2 separate regions of the Homo sapiens genome follow, and region 2 is linked to region 1. Evidence: chromatin loops called from intact Hi-C (ENCODE). Cell type or tissue: prostate gland. All regions are shown on one strand. Links, peaks and the distances in the headings refer to the core of each region. The heading gives the core; the rest is flanking DNA.

The links. Peaks named below come from ENCODE experiments on the same cell type or tissue, not always from the same donor. Only the 100,000 strongest peaks of a DNase experiment are listed, where the experiment ranks them.
Region 2: a loop joins it to region 1, with 1.8 times the contacts of the local background. A loop is called at or near these places in 2 of 110 quality-filtered maps.

The regions. Positions count from the first base shown.
Region 1 is chr17:61,150,726-61,159,062 of GRCh38, forward strand. The region is part of intron 22 of BCAS3 (BCAS3 microtubule associated cell migration factor); the gene reads left to right. Among named protein-coding and RNA genes, the nearest start is that of BCAS3-AS1, 19 kb to the left of the region's middle. In prostate gland, for the core only: no CTCF peak of the experiment used is centred there; no DNase peak of the experiment used is centred there; H3K4me3 peaks cover 354 bases.
Region 2 is chr17:61,201,125-61,209,461 of GRCh38, forward strand. All of the region lies in intron 22 of BCAS3 (BCAS3 microtubule associated cell migration factor), which reads left to right. Among named protein-coding and RNA genes, the nearest start is that of BCAS3-AS1, 69 kb to the left of the region's middle. In prostate gland, for the core only: no CTCF peak of the experiment used is centred there; no DNase peak of the experiment used is centred there; H3K27ac peaks cover 1,759 bases.

The DNA of each region.
Region 1 (8,337 bases), core at 247-8,246:
AACTGAGGCCAAGTTGTAAATGTCTTTAACCCCCAGACTGCTTTTGGAACTTGTGACAGGGCTCTTCTAACTTAACCCATCCTGACCTGGTCTTGACCTTAGCATTACTAATAAGGTACTTACCTCATCATTTCGTTTCTCACTTACTGAACGTGACTATAAATCCTCCTGTTACTCAAGATCTTGGTTTTCCACACTTTTGCAAACCTTCTTTTGTAGTTCCCTGGGAGCCCAGTTGAAGGGGAGTAAATCTTTAATTCTGATAAGGCCCTGGAGCCACAGACTTCTGTGTAGCCACATCTAGACAACTGAATTTCACTTACACTTCCAACTTCTCATTTAAAGCTACAATGACCACAACTACTGCAATGACTGTTACTGCTACTACTACTGCTATTACAGGTTGACCATCCCAAATCCAAACATCTGAAATCTGGGATGCTCCAAAATTCAAAACTTTTTTGAGTGAGTGCCAATATTACACTCTAAGGCAATGTTCATTGGAGGATTTTCGATCTTCAGATTAGGGATTCTCAACCAGTAAGTATATAATGCAAATATTCTAAGATCTGAAAAAATTCAAAATTCAAAGCACTCCTGGTCCCAAGCATTTCGGATAGGGGATAATCAACCTATACCACTACCTCCTCCTCCTGTTTTTTCCTACTTTTTTTTTTTTTAACCTGTTAAGGTCTTCCGCAAATTCCTGCATTGCTTCTAATCTAAACATCTCTTTCATTCAACGTTTTCTTTTTTTTTTGAGATAGGGTTTCACTCTGTCACCCAGACTGGGGTACGTGGCACAATCATGACTCACTGCAGCCTCAACCTCCCTGGCTCAAGTGATCCTTCCAGTTCAGTCTCCCATGTAGCTGATACTGACTAGCACGCCCAGCAAATTTTTAAATTTTTGGCAGAAACAAGTTCTCGCCATTTTACCCAGACTGGTCTTGAATTCCTGGGCTCAAGTGAGCCTCCTGCCTTGGCCCCGCAAAGTGCTGGGATTACAAGCATGAGCCACTGCACCTGGCCAACATCTATATTTTGAATGACTGTTGTATGCCAGGTGCTCTTGGCAAGGTCTCTGGATACAGTGTTGATGAGATAGACCACAGGCTTTTCATGCCAATACTCCTCCTGCAAACGTGAATGTTCCTAAAATGCACCAGACTTACTATAAGAAGTATGGCAAGCACCAGCTCCACATAGTGACACAGTACCGGAAGGGCAAGGATTCTCTGTGTGCCCAGGGAAAGTGGTTTTATGATAGGAAGGACAGTGGCTTATAGTAGTGTGTCTGGAGTTGGTTCCTTCGGTGGGTTCATGGTCTCGCTGACTTCAAGACCGTGGACCTTGGCAGTGAGTGGTACAGCTCTTAAAGATGGCACGGACCCAAAGAGTGAGCAGTAGCAAGGTTTATTGTGAAGAGCAAAAGAACAAAGCTTTCACAGCGTGGAAGGGGACCCAAGCAGGTTGCTGCTGCTGGCTGGGGTGGCCAGCTTTTATTCCCTTATTTGTCCCCTCCCATGTTCTGTTTTTGTCCTATCAGAGTGCCCTTTTTTCAATCCTCCCTGCCCTTAGCTACTTTTAGGATCCTAGTGATTGGTGTGTTTTACAGAGCAATGATTGGTGCATTTTACAGAGTGCTGATTGGTGCATTTTACAATCCTCTTGCTAGCTACAGAGCGCTGATTGGTGCATTTTATAATCCTCTTGTAAGACAGAAAAGTTCTCCAAGTCCCCACTCGACCCAGGAAGTCCAGATGGCTTCACCTCTCAGTAGGCAGACTGAGCCTATTTTTCTAGAAAAGGGTTAAAACTAGGAAGAAAATAGTGCTAAGGCTTGAACATGTTGAGCCCAACCTCAGATCTAAGAGAATGCTGGTAGAGGAGGTAAGAAGAGAAGAAAGGGCCAAATGATCCAGTTCTAAGTTTCAATCTTTTTATTATTAATATTATTGTAAAGATAATAAAGTCTTAAGGTTAACTTCTAAAAAAAAAAATACCCCAATACTGCAGATTCCTGGTCATTCTCCTTCCTCAAAGGACCCTTTTAGTTTGGTGAGTATACTTCTCTCCACAAATCAGTGAAAGATGTGCTTACCCCAACTGGGGCAAAGGATCTAAAACAGCCTCCTGGAGATTTATTTTTCTGTAAGGGAATCCCTTATTGTTAAACTGTTATTTTTGTACTGCCTGAACTGGGATATAATGCCTTTTCTACTTCCTTCTTTTGAAAGAAATTTTCTATCATCCTATACTAACTTACAGTTTTTCTTGTCCTCCTGAGCTTGCTGCAGCTCAAAAGAACCTTCATAATTTACTCCCCTGTCTGTCAGTAGAAGCTGGAACTCCCTTTCTCTTCCCATAGCTTCTGTAAATAAGAGAAGTGGCCTTTTCCTGCCTGTCTCCCATTACCTCACTTTAGAAGTCTCTTCTGGTGGTAATCTCACCTTTTATGAGAGTGTTTTCAACTATTGTAACTAACTTGTTGTTCCCATAATACAATGTTGTAGGACAGTGCTAATCCGACTTGTCCTTCAGTGTGGTAATTATGGGCCAAGTAAAGTAAAATGTTAGTTGCTAAGTCTCCAGTGGGGTACTCCACCACCAGTTCTACTGGACTTTGAGAATATCATTCCTGCCTTTCTTCTTGGTTCACGTCTAGGCAAGATTACCTCTTTTTCTCTGTTTTCTTACTATTTTAATAATTGTTTTTACTATGAATATCAGAGGGAAAGAGATGACTTTGCCCTTAAAAGATGCTAGCCACATAATCTCTGCAACCTCACCAAACCCCCAGTGTAAGGTAGCATCTCCTATTTAATTTGGAATTCATAAGAGAAGTTAGCTTGTTACTTTTAAATGGACTACAGTTTCTTTATCATCTGCTTTACCATAATCCAAAAATTTCAGAACCCCAGAGGAAGGTCCTTAAGATTAATTATCTCTACCATTGTATGCCGTTAGAATCCTTGTATCATGTATCATTTTTTTTCTTGTTTTTTCGTTTGTTTGGCTAAACTTTGCTGTTTACCTCATTATCAACTTTTATATCAGAACTCAACAGCAGTCATATTAGGATTCTTTAGTAACACAGCGATGTGTGCACTTTTATCTTCCCATTTGGGGGTGAAATCTGCCACTGTTTTCCAAACGAATTAACAACCAACCAACAACCACACACAAAAAAGGAATAATTCATGTTCTGACACTAGCCAGCTTAAAAGTCTCATTGTTTTGGTATCCTTTCACTGTTGCTAAAGAAATTAAGAGGATGGAGAAAACAACAATCCATTGGTTTAGTGAAGGGAAGCAAGGTTGAGGGAGTAAATGTGATGTTCATCCCCCCACTGCCACTTTGTTCTCCTGAAGGACCTTTCCTTTAGATATTTGTCGCACTGCCTTCCTTCAGTTTGTTTTCTTTTCCCTTGTTTTGTTTTGAACCAATGTGTCCTTTGAGGAAGGAAGGAAGGGAGGGAAGGAAGAAGGAAAGGAGGAGAGAAGAAAACTCATGTAATACAGCCAAGATTGTGAACTGAGAGTTGGGGCAAATGCAATATTTGGTGATGCAACTATTTCTAAACCTTTGTGTGCTGGACCAGCCTTGACACAGTCACCGTTTTTTGGAACAACTCGGAGGGATTTTCTTTGCAAAAATTCTGTGATTTCAGTTTTCATAGTTCCAGGACTAAATTGCCAGCACAAGCAATTTTTTTTTTTTTTTTGAGACAGGGTCTCCCTCTGTTGCCCAGGCTGGAGTGCAGTGGGGGGATCATGGCTCACTGCAGCCTAGACCTCTTGGGCTCAAGCAGTTCTCCCAACTCAGCCACCCCAGTGGCTGGGACCACAGTGTGCACCACCACACCTGACTAATTTTTTTACTTTTTATTTTTTTCTATAGATGAGATCTCTCTACATTGCCCAGGCTGGTCTCAAACTCCTGAGCTTAAGCGACCCTCCCCACATGGGTCTCCTGAAGTACTGGGATTACAGGCATGAGCCACCGCGCCCAGCCTCAGAGGGATTTTGTTCTTGAGAACTAAAACGTGACTTCTGTTAATCATCAGAATATTTATTTAATGTGTTTAATGTAAAAAAGGAATTACATTTATTGTAAATGAAGGCACTAAATATATTTTTACTCTTAAATTACAATGTTGAAGTATCCTTTTGATCAAATGCAACTGGTTTTTTTTTTTTGGTGGGGGGTGTTTGGCTTGCAAAAGATAAATCATTTCAGAAATGTTTTTCTATTTGCATTTTTTCTTGAAATTTTCTTTTGAGTATGGAAAAGTGATCAACAAACAATACAGAGAATTTTTAATGAGACATGTCAGGCATCGTGGAAGGCTCTTGCCTGGGTCACTTATGTGATGACCTCAACAAACCCATTTTATTATACAATGAAAAAAGTGTACGAAGCTTACATATGATTTTTTTTTAAGTTTCTTCCTGCCAGAGCATGGATTAAAGAAACTTTAGTAAAGAGTAAAAAATTTTAAAACACACAGTTTGATATGAATTTTGGTAAAAGTTATCAGAGACAAATACTAGTGGGCCAACGAAAACACTGTATTTATAGGAAAATTTGAATTGGGGCAATAAATATGTCCTGAGGCTTTGGTGGCATCAAAGTATTGGTGCTTTATTTTTTGTGATTTATTGTTTTATCAACAGAAGTGAGCACTTGTGTTCAGAAAAGGATAATTCACACTTAAATCTTGTTTTTATTTAATCAAGCTTAAATAACAGGTTAGAGTGGTAGCAAAAAAAAAAAAAAAAAGTCTAATATTTAGTTTGAATCTTAAATTGGTCACCCAGAGCTGCTCTCTCTAGGAGCGAACCTCTCTATTTGTCAATAAACAAGAGAGAGATACAGGCTCCCAGATAACAGGCATTTGGTAAACTGGCGACAGTCATACAAGCGAGAATGTTAAAATGACTTCAGCTCTTTCTAGCTTCATTATGTCAGCCTGGCAGATCACATATGGCATTATGGAAATCAGCAAATGAAAACCATATTGATCAGCATTGAGAACAAATGTAAAAAAGGTGGTCTCAGGGAGGAGCAGAGAAGAAGAATGCTTTCCTGTTCAACCTGATAGGCCCTTGTTAAGGCCTTTTAATCATTTATTAACATAACCCTCCTTCTTCCCTCTCCACTCAGATTACCTCAGCCACAGAGCATCCTGCTCCATTTATCTTTTAATGCTTCCTTTATTTAATTTATTTTTAAGCTCTAAGTTATACTCTTATTTCAGAATTGAGTTTTACTTTTCATGGTATTGTTTAAAGTGACTTAAATGACTTTTCCCAACAAGCTCACCAGGCATTCAAAGGAAGAAAAGCATTTGCTGAGATTCACCTATCAGCAAATAATTTACTCGGTATGCACCACAAACAAACGCAGAGAGACAGAGAAAGACAGTCAGCCAGACACATTAAAAAAAAAAAAAAGAAAAGTAAAATCTGAGTTGTTACTAAGCCTAATTCTCTGGTTAAAGTTTGGGTCAATGTATTCATTTTGGTCTTCTTTTCAGGGATTGGAATTGAGCCTGGTAAAATTCCTTAGGTCTAAAACTGGAATCTCAGGCACCTTCTCTTTCCCTCTTCATTTTCTGAGTTCGGGAGAAAGGTGGACTTTTGTTTTATCTTGTTTCTTTTGGGGGAAACTTAGAGTAATATTTGGTCTGCCAAAATGAGATAGAGAAATGGAAATACGTGCTTTGTGGAGGATCCTGTTTTCCTTGAGTGTCCTTACCTGAAATGGTCTCTTTGGTTTTGTAGGTTCAGACTGAGGTTGGAACGGGCTTGCTTCTCTCTCTCACCTTCTCCCTACCCAACCCCTGCCTCCCCTTTTATTTTTATGTCGAGTTTCATCATTTGGTAAGAAATTTCAGAGGGATTTTTAAATATGAAACTGTGTCTTTTTGTAGTTGATGAGTAACCTGTGGATGTGAATCCTTGGAATCCTAATTGGCACATAACAATAATTGTTTCTATCCTGCTATAAACCATAAGTAACTCCTAAAAAAATTCACATGCACACAAAAAATCTGCAGTGTGGATATAAGTTAATGCCCTGAAGCTGGTACATACAGACCACCTCAACGATGGACTCCTTTATGAATGATTTAGGTAATTGACACAATTTAATATTTGCAATTATTTTTCCTTTGAAACAACACTTAAAAAAAACAAATTCTACAACATTTAAACAGTTGAGGCATCACTCTCCTATAAATTTAGTATTAAATTTCAAAATACGTATTTGTTTTAAAAAGCAAATGTGGTTAATCTCGAAATCATTGAACTTTCTCTTTGCTCTGGACTCCTTGTCTGAGGCTGTTTGGGATGGATTAATTTTAACTTTTCTTTCCTGTTTCTTTGCTTTCCCAGTGCATCTGGGGGAAATAACTCTGATTGATTTGGATATCAAAAGATGTACAATGTGAAGATCTAATTTATCAAAACAGAATTCAATAATTTTATTCATTTTGGCTCTCCCTTGAGACTCCAAAGATATATTCAGTAATATATTTGAAAAATCCAGGTATAAAAATGTCTTTTATCTTCTCTTCATCTTGTATACTCCTTGATTTCTAAGTACTTTTCCTCTTAGACTCATATTACTATCCCACTTTCCTTTCTGGGCTCTACATCAAACAGTGTAGGAATTACAGCAGGAGTGCTATCTGTGGAAGACTTACTCCCCTTGTTTGTTGCAGAAGAGCAGAACATTAAACAGTGAGTGGACTATGCAGAAACGCTCTCCCTCTCCGGCTCTTTTCTCCCTCCCTGCCTCTTTTTTTTTTTCATTCTTGCCTCTCCTTCTCTTCCTCTGTTTCTCTCTTTCTCTCTCTCTCTCTCTTCCCCCCCACCCGCCCCCATTCCCAATGGGAGTGTTGTTTATAGAGCATTATAATTTATAACTGAAGAGAGTGGATTTAATTTCAGTGGAGAGGCTCGCCAGCAGGGCGCCAGCCTGCAATCATATGAATCAGCAAGCTGCAAACTCTATTGAATGGAAAGTATTATCGCTGGCCACAAACGGACACTGTTTCTCCTAAACAACTCCCTTGGTGCAGGAAGACCTTGTCTTCATTCATCTATTTTACATATCTACTTCTGTTTTAATTTTGCCATTTCCTAAAAGTGTTTTCTGTTTTAGATTGCAGCTTTTCTCTAACTACCTTATTTCCTGATGCAATATTGAAAACTGCTATTGTATATTTCTGACTGATTTGATATCTCTTCTTTCCTTATTCTTTACCATGTATGACTAGTTTTCTGTTTGCTTCTCCTTCCTATATGCAACTCTTTTTTTTATGAGACCTGTTAAACCTGCCAAAAGACTAACCATTAGCATTAATACTGTAAAATGCTAGTCAGTTTGGATCACCTCAAGTTTTATTTAATCATGGATATTTTGTTTATACTCCGACATTTTTTCTACATTCATGGAAAGATTTATTTTGTTGTCTTGCAAACATCTGGGAGATGATTTCTTATTCTTTACATGACCCATCAAATGTCTTGTAATGTTAGTACTTGTGCCTTTATACCACATTTTTCTCAAGTGTTTCAGTCATTTTTTTAGGAAAAGGGATAGAATATGTGCATGACTTGTGGCTGGTATTTGTTTTTTGCTTTAACTCAAAATCAGCTGCTTTAATGTAGCTGAACTAAATCTCTAGGTTATTCTAAAAATCAAGTTGGACCAACTTTGCTGATACCTTTTTAAGAAGTATTTTACTGAATTCATGTAGCTATTATAATTGTTGGGAATTTTGGTAGTGAATCTTTAACTGAGGTTAGACAGATTGCATTACTCTTGCATCAAATATCATGCTATCTTCATCCAGGCTTTTAAATAATTTCAACACCTATGCCTTAACAATAAAATCCCAGTTGCACAAATAGCGGGTTAACTGATAATGATATTTGCTTAAAGGGAAAGAGGGATAGTACATGAGACAGTAAGGCAGCTCCGATAAAGGAATTTGATTTCGATTTCATTGGAAAGCCAGACTAGTCTGACTACATTTATTTAAAATAAAGGTCTTTAAAGATACTAACCGAAATGCAAAAATTAGCAGATAACAAAAGTGAACTTCTAATAACAAAACTTCTAATCAGAAATTTGATTAGAAGTTCATGTTTTGTCAGAAATAGATCCTTTTTGTTATATAAAAGGAAATTATTTATACATCAGCTTGCATATTTTCTTCACACAATTTAACATCAACAACTCAAAATATATGTAATCATAATTTTTCTCATTTCAAGCACAAACTTGTGAATCCATATATATTCATACATTTTATCCTTTAA
Region 2 (8,337 bases), core at 224-8,223, 50 kb after region 1:
CCCGAACCTAAAACCAAACAATGACAGGAATATTTCTCCTTAAATGCAGACTACCTGGCATTCGCAGGTATCTGCTAGAGGCAAAGTCAGAACGAATGAGGAGGCCTGCAGACAGTAATCATACTTCCATCTCATGGAAATCACCCACTTGCCTGACTCACAAGAGCACTGAAGTGTGTGTGTTTATGTGTGTATTTGTTGTGAATTTGTTTTGATTTTATCAGGCTTGCCAGCTGCATAAGCGGGCAAAGAATGTAATGTGGAAACCATCCATTGCCACTGGAAAAAGGATCCAAGAGGAATTCCTTAAGCTGGGAACATGAGCTGTGAGCAACATGTTTAAATAGCTAAATATCCAAAGTTTGAGTCATGTTCATTTATTTTGGGGGATACACTCTCTTCTTTGAGGCTGAAAGAGTCCTTCTGGCTTAGACTATAACAAATGTGGTGCTGGAGGAGGTGAGAGACTGGAAGCCCTAGCGAGTTTGCTCAGGTTGTGGTTAATGGTGAGAGAGGGTACCATGACCCCCTTCGTGAAGTACGTTCCACGTTCAATCTGAAAAATCCATGGGCTTTTAAAAAAGCCTTTTCTGTACTTTCCAGTGAGGGAGAAAGGTAAGGGAAAGGAAACTAACTTTTTTTTTTTTTTTTTGAGACAGGGTCTCGCTCTGTCGCCCAGGCTGCAGTGCAGTGGCGCAATCTCGGCTCACTGCAACCTCCGCCTCCCGGGTTCAAGTGATTCTCCTGCCTCAGCCTACTAAGTAGCTGGGATTACGGGAATGTGACACCACGCTCGGCTAGTTTTTGTTATTTTTAGTAGAGACCGGGTTTCACCATGTTGATGAAGCTGGTCTCAAACTCCTGACCTCGTGATCCTCCCACCTCAGCCTCCCAAAGTGCTGGGATTACAGGTGTGAGCCACTGTGCCCGGCCTCTTTTTTTTTTTTTTTTTTTTTTTGTAATTTTTATGTGCCAGACACTATTCCAGGTACTTTCAGAAAGGTGGTGATTTTTTTTTTTTTTTTTTTAAAGAGATGGAGTCTCGCTCTGTCTCCCAGGTTGGAGTGCAGTGGTGTGATCTCAGCTCACTACAAGCTCTGCCTCCCGGGTTCACGCCGTTCTCCTGCCTCAGCCTCCTGAGTAGCTGGGACTACAGGCACCCAAAAAGGTGGTGATTTTTCTCCCCATTTTGCGGATGAGGAAACTGATGAGATCTGAAACGATTTGCGCAATCTATCACAGCGAATAAGGTTGGGATGAGGATTTTAACCCAAGATCTGGCTTCAATGCCCATGCTTTTCTTAACTCCCTTGAAGCCTTAACACTCTCAACAAAGAGTTTACTTTCCTTTTTCCCCTCCTCATTTTCTTTTTTTTTTAAAATATTACTTATTTAATTTTTAATGGTCGAGTTTACTTTTCTTCTTATTTTACTTGTGTTTCTTCTAAAGGAGCTGTCTGGGCTAACTACTCCATTGGTTAGAATATGATGCCTTTGAGCCCAAAATCTTGTTTGATCTCAGAATAGGCCAAGTTAATATTTTACAAAGAAAAGCTGAGAATTAAATGGCATCACCATTAGCCTGCCATTGTCAGAAGAATATGAGATGAGCTAAGAGTATATCTGACTCAGAAAAACAACTCAAAAGCATGTCTTGTTGTTCTCAGATGGTCTGAGTTTTCAAAAGAAAAAAGATGATGAGTCAATCGTAGAAATAAATAGCCTAAATATCTCATAGATTAAGTCAATTAAGTAAAGATTCCCCTTATGTATTTGCCCTATTTTAATGTAGGTAATCAAGGTACTGAATTTTTTCTAGACAGGTTGTAGTATCAGCGCAGTGATGAAAGTAGTCTTCCTCTGCTGTGAATTAGGGCTAATATTAAATTTTGTGTGGTTGCTGAAGAAGTTTACTGTGCACTAGCTCTCTCTTCAAAAAAATTATTTAAGTTACATTAAATTTTATTTATTTATGTGTAGCTCCTAGATCTAAAAGGGAATAGTTTTTTCCCCTCACAATTTCAAGACTTCTCTTTTATTCTTCTTTTTTTCGAGACAGTTTCACTCTTGTCACTCAGGCTGGAGTACAATGGCACGATCTTGGCTCACTGCAGCCTCTACTTCCTGGGTTCAAATGATTCTCCTGCCTCAGCCTCCCGAGTTGCTGGGATTACAGGTGCCCGACACCACACCTGGCTAATTTTTGTATTATTAGTAGAAACAGGGTTTCGCCATGTTGGTCAGGCTGGTTTCAAACTCCTGACCTTGTGATCTGCTCACCTCGGCCTCCCAAAGTGCTGGTATCACAGGTGTGAGCCACCGCGCCTGGGCTTCATTACAATTTTTATTTTGTCTTCCTGATTTCTGGGGGATAAGAGGGGAACCAAAAAGATAGTTTATGAAGAACTTAACAGTTTCCACATTGCCATTTCTGTAAAATCAGGAAAAGAACAACAGATGTATTACAGACTAGTTAGGGAGAAAAGTGATCAAAAAACACTTGATATTTTTAAATTCGTGGAAACTTTGAGCTACATATTTTGCCTTCCGTTCATCTTTGTAACCATTTTTTTGTTTCAGGTTGAGTGTGATTCTTTCTTCCCAGCTGGAACTTTCAGCCTTGTCCCCGAGACCAAAAGCTCAATCAGTGTCACTCTGCAGAGAATGTTTTCAGTATACGAGTGTCCTCTCCTTGGCACTCAGTTGGGACAGTCAGCACTGCCCCTGCCCCAGAGCTAATTAACTGCATTGCTATCAGAGCTCTGAAGTGACAGAGGCAAAGGGCAGAGAATGGAACCAAGAGATCATTCAAAATGGGGTTCAAGCTGGGAGGCAGTGCCCGGCCCCCTTCTTTCACAGCTGGGGTTTTGGCAGCCTGTCCTCGGGTTGTTCAGCCTGGTGACCCTAGCCGCCTGTGATTTACTAACTGTTTTACAAATGTTTCCTCGCTCTGGGAGGTTTGATACACTCTTCATCCTCCTCAGCTCACCAGAGTCACTCAGTCTCTGAGCCAAACCTGCCTTTGTTTACAACTTTTCCGGAAATTTTCACAGAGGGAGAGAAACTCTCCCTCCTCTTTCAGTGTTTTATTTTTAAGTCAACACTTTTCTCAAGTTTATTTGTGCTAAACCAAATTCTCCTACAAGGTATTGCTCTGTATTCAAATGGGAATTGCTGCATTTCTATAAATAGAATGAAGGTCATGTGAACGAGTTCAGAAGATTCTAGATATCACATTTTACGGGACCTTTACATTTAGTTCACTATTTTTTGAAAATAATATTCTATGTTTGGATTTGTCTTTTTTTCCCACATTCATATTTGACTGCGCATTATGTGAAAAATTGAATTTGGGAAACATTGAGTGGAATATTTTTTAAGCTGAAATACCCATGTTAAAAATAACAAAATGTGTTGTTGCTTCATCATTGTAACTTTCTTAAAAACAGAATTTATAGCCCCTTTATTAAATATTTCTAGAATATAATTGCCTCTGAAAACACAGTACCAGGGTTTTTTTGTTTTCGTTTTTCTTTAAATCTCATTCCCATTAATTGCTCAGTCTTTACCTTGGCGGAGAATGAAAAACTGCCTTGGAACTTATTAATAAGCATTTAGAAAAACTCGACAAAAAATTAAAGAATTGGCCTGGCATGGTGGCTCATGTCTGTAATCCAAGCACTTTAGGAGGCTGAGGCACGCAGATCAGTTGAGGCCAGGAGTTCGAGACCAGCCTGGGCAACAGGGCAAAACACCTTCTCAACAAAAAATATAGAAATTAGCCTGGCGTGGCGGCACATACCTGTAGTCCCAGCTACTCAGGAGGCTGAAGTGGAAGGATCACCTGAGCCCAGAGAGGTTGAGGCTGCAGTGAGCCATGATTGTGCCAGAGTGAGACCTTGTCTCAAAAAAAATTAAAGAATGACAGGATAAAAATTTAGGGAGGCCGATTCCATCTGCAATCAAAAGCTAACTTTTGGTCCACACTAAGTAAGAAGTATTATTTTTCTCATTTCTACCTATGAAAAAAAGGTTGAAACTGAAAGAAAAAAAAAGGCATTATTTATTTTCCTCCTTTTCTGTCTTCTAGAGCCAGAACAGACAGAATATATCCTAAATTGGATACAGCCAGAGAATAGTTTACTGATAAAATATGTTTTAGGAAGGAAAACTGGTTACATTTCAGCATATACAGCTGGACTTCCTGGTGGGCCTCCCACATTGTCAACATCAGTACCATTTATTTGTTGACCAACAGAAGACCACCAGAATGAGGTATTTTCATTTCTGCATACTTCTAATTCTACAAGAAAGATAGCTGTTGAGAGAGCTAATATCAAGGAAATGGCAAACAAACACCTTAGGTGATCCTGTGTGACATTCAGGAACTATTGCAGACTTCCAGGACTCAAGACAGTCTCCTCAGCCATAATGTCATTGACCTTGACATACTCAGAACAAATTGGTCTGTGTGATTGCTACCACATGCTGTAGCGCCTCCTAACCCTGCCGTTGGTCTGGAGTGAAGCAGAGCAGGAGAAAGGGCTCCTCATCAGAGGATATGCTTCTTTTATGTTCCTTAGACTCTTGCCCAGCATGCTTTTCCCACTCTATTTAGTCTTAAAATGGCTAATTTAAAGTTTCTGAAGCTTTGTAGGAGCCGCAGAGTGTACCTAGTTTTGCCAGGCAAGGACTGAATAGGTGAATAGTCATTGTATTCTTAGGGTGTGAAACTGTTTCGGGAGCAAAAGATAAGGCAAACACAACCAAAAAGACAGCCCTTTTGCTTAGTTAGGAAGATAATTTATGTCCCCAAAGCTCTTTCAGTGATCTGTACCCATCAGACCAGTAGAATTTGAACTTTTTTCCCAACTGAAGAGTCAACTGAGATGAGTAATAAGCACACTCCTCACTTCTGGTTTTCTTTTACGTCTGTAGGTTTTTTTCATTTATATGGAGAACACAAGTCGTAGCCAGTGAAAGTTTGTATAGGCCCCTCTGTTTCTTGCACTCTAGTTATAGGCACTTGCTAAATGTTTCTTGAGTGGATGAATGAATAAGTGAATCCTGGACAGATTGAGATGTATGGGGTGAGTCATAATCCTGGCAAAACCCTAATTAAACACAGTGGAACCATTGCCTTATGCACAGGGCAACCTCAGGCATTCTGCGTTCATCGTGTCTGCAGTGTTCTCCAAATTCTGAAGCAGAGATGTCTAGATGCTTGTTTAGTGCGGAGGGTCACTTTCTTTATATTTTAAAATCAGTAAGGTCATACTTAACTTCGTTTGTACATATTAATATATCCATAAATGTTGGTAGTTCCTTTGGGTACTATGAGTGACTATAATATTAACTAAACTGCATTTTTAGATTAGAAAATTGTGAGGGGGGACCAAGCACAGTGGCTCACACCTGTAATCCCAGCACTTTGGGAGGCCAAGGCGGATGGATCACCCGAGGTCAGGAGTTCGAGACCAGCCTGATCAACGTGGTGAAACCCCCGTCTCTACTAAACTTACAGAAATTAGCCGGGCATGGTTGTGCACACCTGTAATCTCAGCTACTCGGGAGGCTGAAGCAGGAGAATCGCTTGAACCTGGGAGGCAGAGGTTGACGTGAGCCAAGATCTCGCCATTGCACTTCAGCCTGGGCAACAAGAGCGAAACTCTGTCTCAAAAAAAAAAAAAAAAAAAAAAAAAAAATTGTGAAGGGGGAATCCCCTATGAATGTACCAGTTTTTACTTTGATCCAATCAAGTTGTTTTGTATGGTTTGTTGTTTGTTTTTTGGTTTTTGGTGTTTTTTTTTTTAATTTGATTTCTACATGGATTCAAAATAATTTTGTTTGGAAAGAACAGATATGTCAGGGGAAGAAGTGACACGTAAGCTACAACAGAGTATATTTTTCAAGCACCTCTTTATTTGAAGATGCAATATTAGTATTTGTTCTTTCTTAGCACCTTTTCGAAGTTTTCTTCACATGAACTCTTGCAGTGTGCCAAGGATAGCAGAGATGTTTTTCAAACGTTTATTGGCTACACACATAAAAGAACAGAAATTCCTATTTTTCTTCTCTGTCCTTATATTACTATATCACCTGTTCTCCAGCCTATGGGTACAAGTGATTGACATCGTTTTCTTGTCGATAAGTATGATACTTATACATCTGTCTTGTTCTTCTTACTGTCTGTGTATTAATATTTCTAGATGAAGATATATATTAATTCATTTAATCTTCATTATAACTTTAGGATGCAGATACTGTTATTATTCTTTGATAGATGAGGAAACTAAGTTCAAGAAAGATCCCAAATGTGTCCAAGGTTACAAAGACAGTGAATGCATGACTAGATTCAAACCAAGATGCCCTGGCTCCTGAAGCTGTGCTCCTAATCACCAAGCTGTTTCCCATGGCATTCTATTCTGTGAAGGTATTATCATCTAGTTGATGGCTTCCCTATGGATGTTGTCTAACTTTTTTTGCATTTACAAACAAAACTGCAGTGAACATCTTTATACATATTTCCTTGTGCAGTGGTTAGCATCTTAGAAACTTGAATATATCTGCTTCTTAGCCTCCCACCCAAATTTCTATGTTGCTTTAGAATCCAGAGGAGAAAATCCGCCCTCTTACATGGCTCAAAGAAATATGCTCACAGAGTGCCCATTTTTCAGTTTTCTTAGAGTTGTGAGATTTAAACTAAGAGAAATAAGGTACATATATATTTGTGTGTTGCTTAGTGAGAAGTGGTGGGTAGGAATAATTTTTCTGTTTTTGCTGAGATCTTATTAGTAACATGGCTAAAAACATTGGCTTTGCAAAATTCTCAGTCAGATTCTTGCTTTTAAATAGAATTAGAGGGGAAAATTACTATTAGTCTTTTATATGGAAATAACAAAAAACTTAGGAGATAATGTTGATCACATACCCTTTTTTATTATATCTTAGTAACTTATTTAATATTTTAGAAAGTGGCTTATAAAAAATTTATTGATTTCTACTTAGTATTTCAAATCTAAATTCAGGATGGGAAGGTTTCATGAACTTTCCAGAGACTAGTAACTTCCTATTCCACTTTCCTGGGCTTGGTATTTTAGTTATTGTATTGTCTACTCATATATTTGACTTTTCACTGTGTTTCATTTTGTCTAAAGCGGGACTCTTCTCCTCCCAGGGACCAGAGAATTTTCTTCTTGATGTTCTGTTAAAGCCTTGCTAAGCTCTGACTCAGCCTGACTTTAAATCCATAGTTTCATTTTCTAACATTATTAATGATTAATCTTGAAGCACCGAAGAAATGAAATGTGCTAGTAAGTGTCGTTAAAAAACTGAGAGTTTTTCTTCTGTTGTGGACATTTCTTGTCCATAACAGCTTGAGTTTAACTCGAATCTCATTAGCTCAGCTTAATTTGAGGATGTTCTGAAAAGAGAGAGGGAGAAACAAAGCACGTGGTCATCCCAAATGCTAATATCAGAGACTCTCTTTTAAAGCTACTAGGTCCACGCTTCTATGAAGAAAGCAGGTATCCATGTTGTTGATGCTCCCTAGAGAGAGCCTCAGACACATTTTGTTCCCAAACAGAATTAGAAGGAAAAGGTCTGCTTAGCTGTCTTTTCCTGTTTAAAATACAGCTGCCCCTGCAGTAGAGCCCTTGTCAGCTCGCTGGTGCTCTCTGCAAACTTGCAGTGCAAGTCTATGATATAAGTGGTGTAGAGTGGTTTTGTTGCTAAGAGAAAAGTGCTAAAAAGGAAAAAAAAAAAAAAAGGAGGGCCTGTATCTCTTGTGTAGCTCAGATCCTTTGGGTATTTAATGTACAGTTTCAGCAAAAGACACTCAGAATTATACCTCTGGTTGGTTCAAAATTGCTTAAATGTTGAAACATATGGTCTCATGTTCCATTTGTTAGCAAACAACCAGCTGTTCTCAGCCTGCCAAATCCAAGTAAACATCCACTGTGTGGAAGAGTGAATCTGAAATGGTTCAGTAAAAACATAAAAGCTGTTTTTGCTGAAGAAGAAGAAAAAAAAAAGGCCACCCCGAAACAACAGCTAGTGAAAAAAAAAAAAAAATCTTGTTCTGATAACGTCTTTTCCCTGGCTTGCTTACAGTGGACTGTGGAGTAGGAATGACTCTAGAGCCGTTTCAATTTAAAAAGATTTGTAGGCAAACTTGCTGTCCTCTTCTGTTGCTGAAAATCGTGATTGTCTTGGTTACAGTGATTATTTTAATAAAATGCAATTATCTGAATAATTAATGTATTTGACTACTCTACTGTGTCCTCCATTCACAGAGGCCAAAATGTCAAAGATCAAGTAGATTGGGAGAATAGGAAA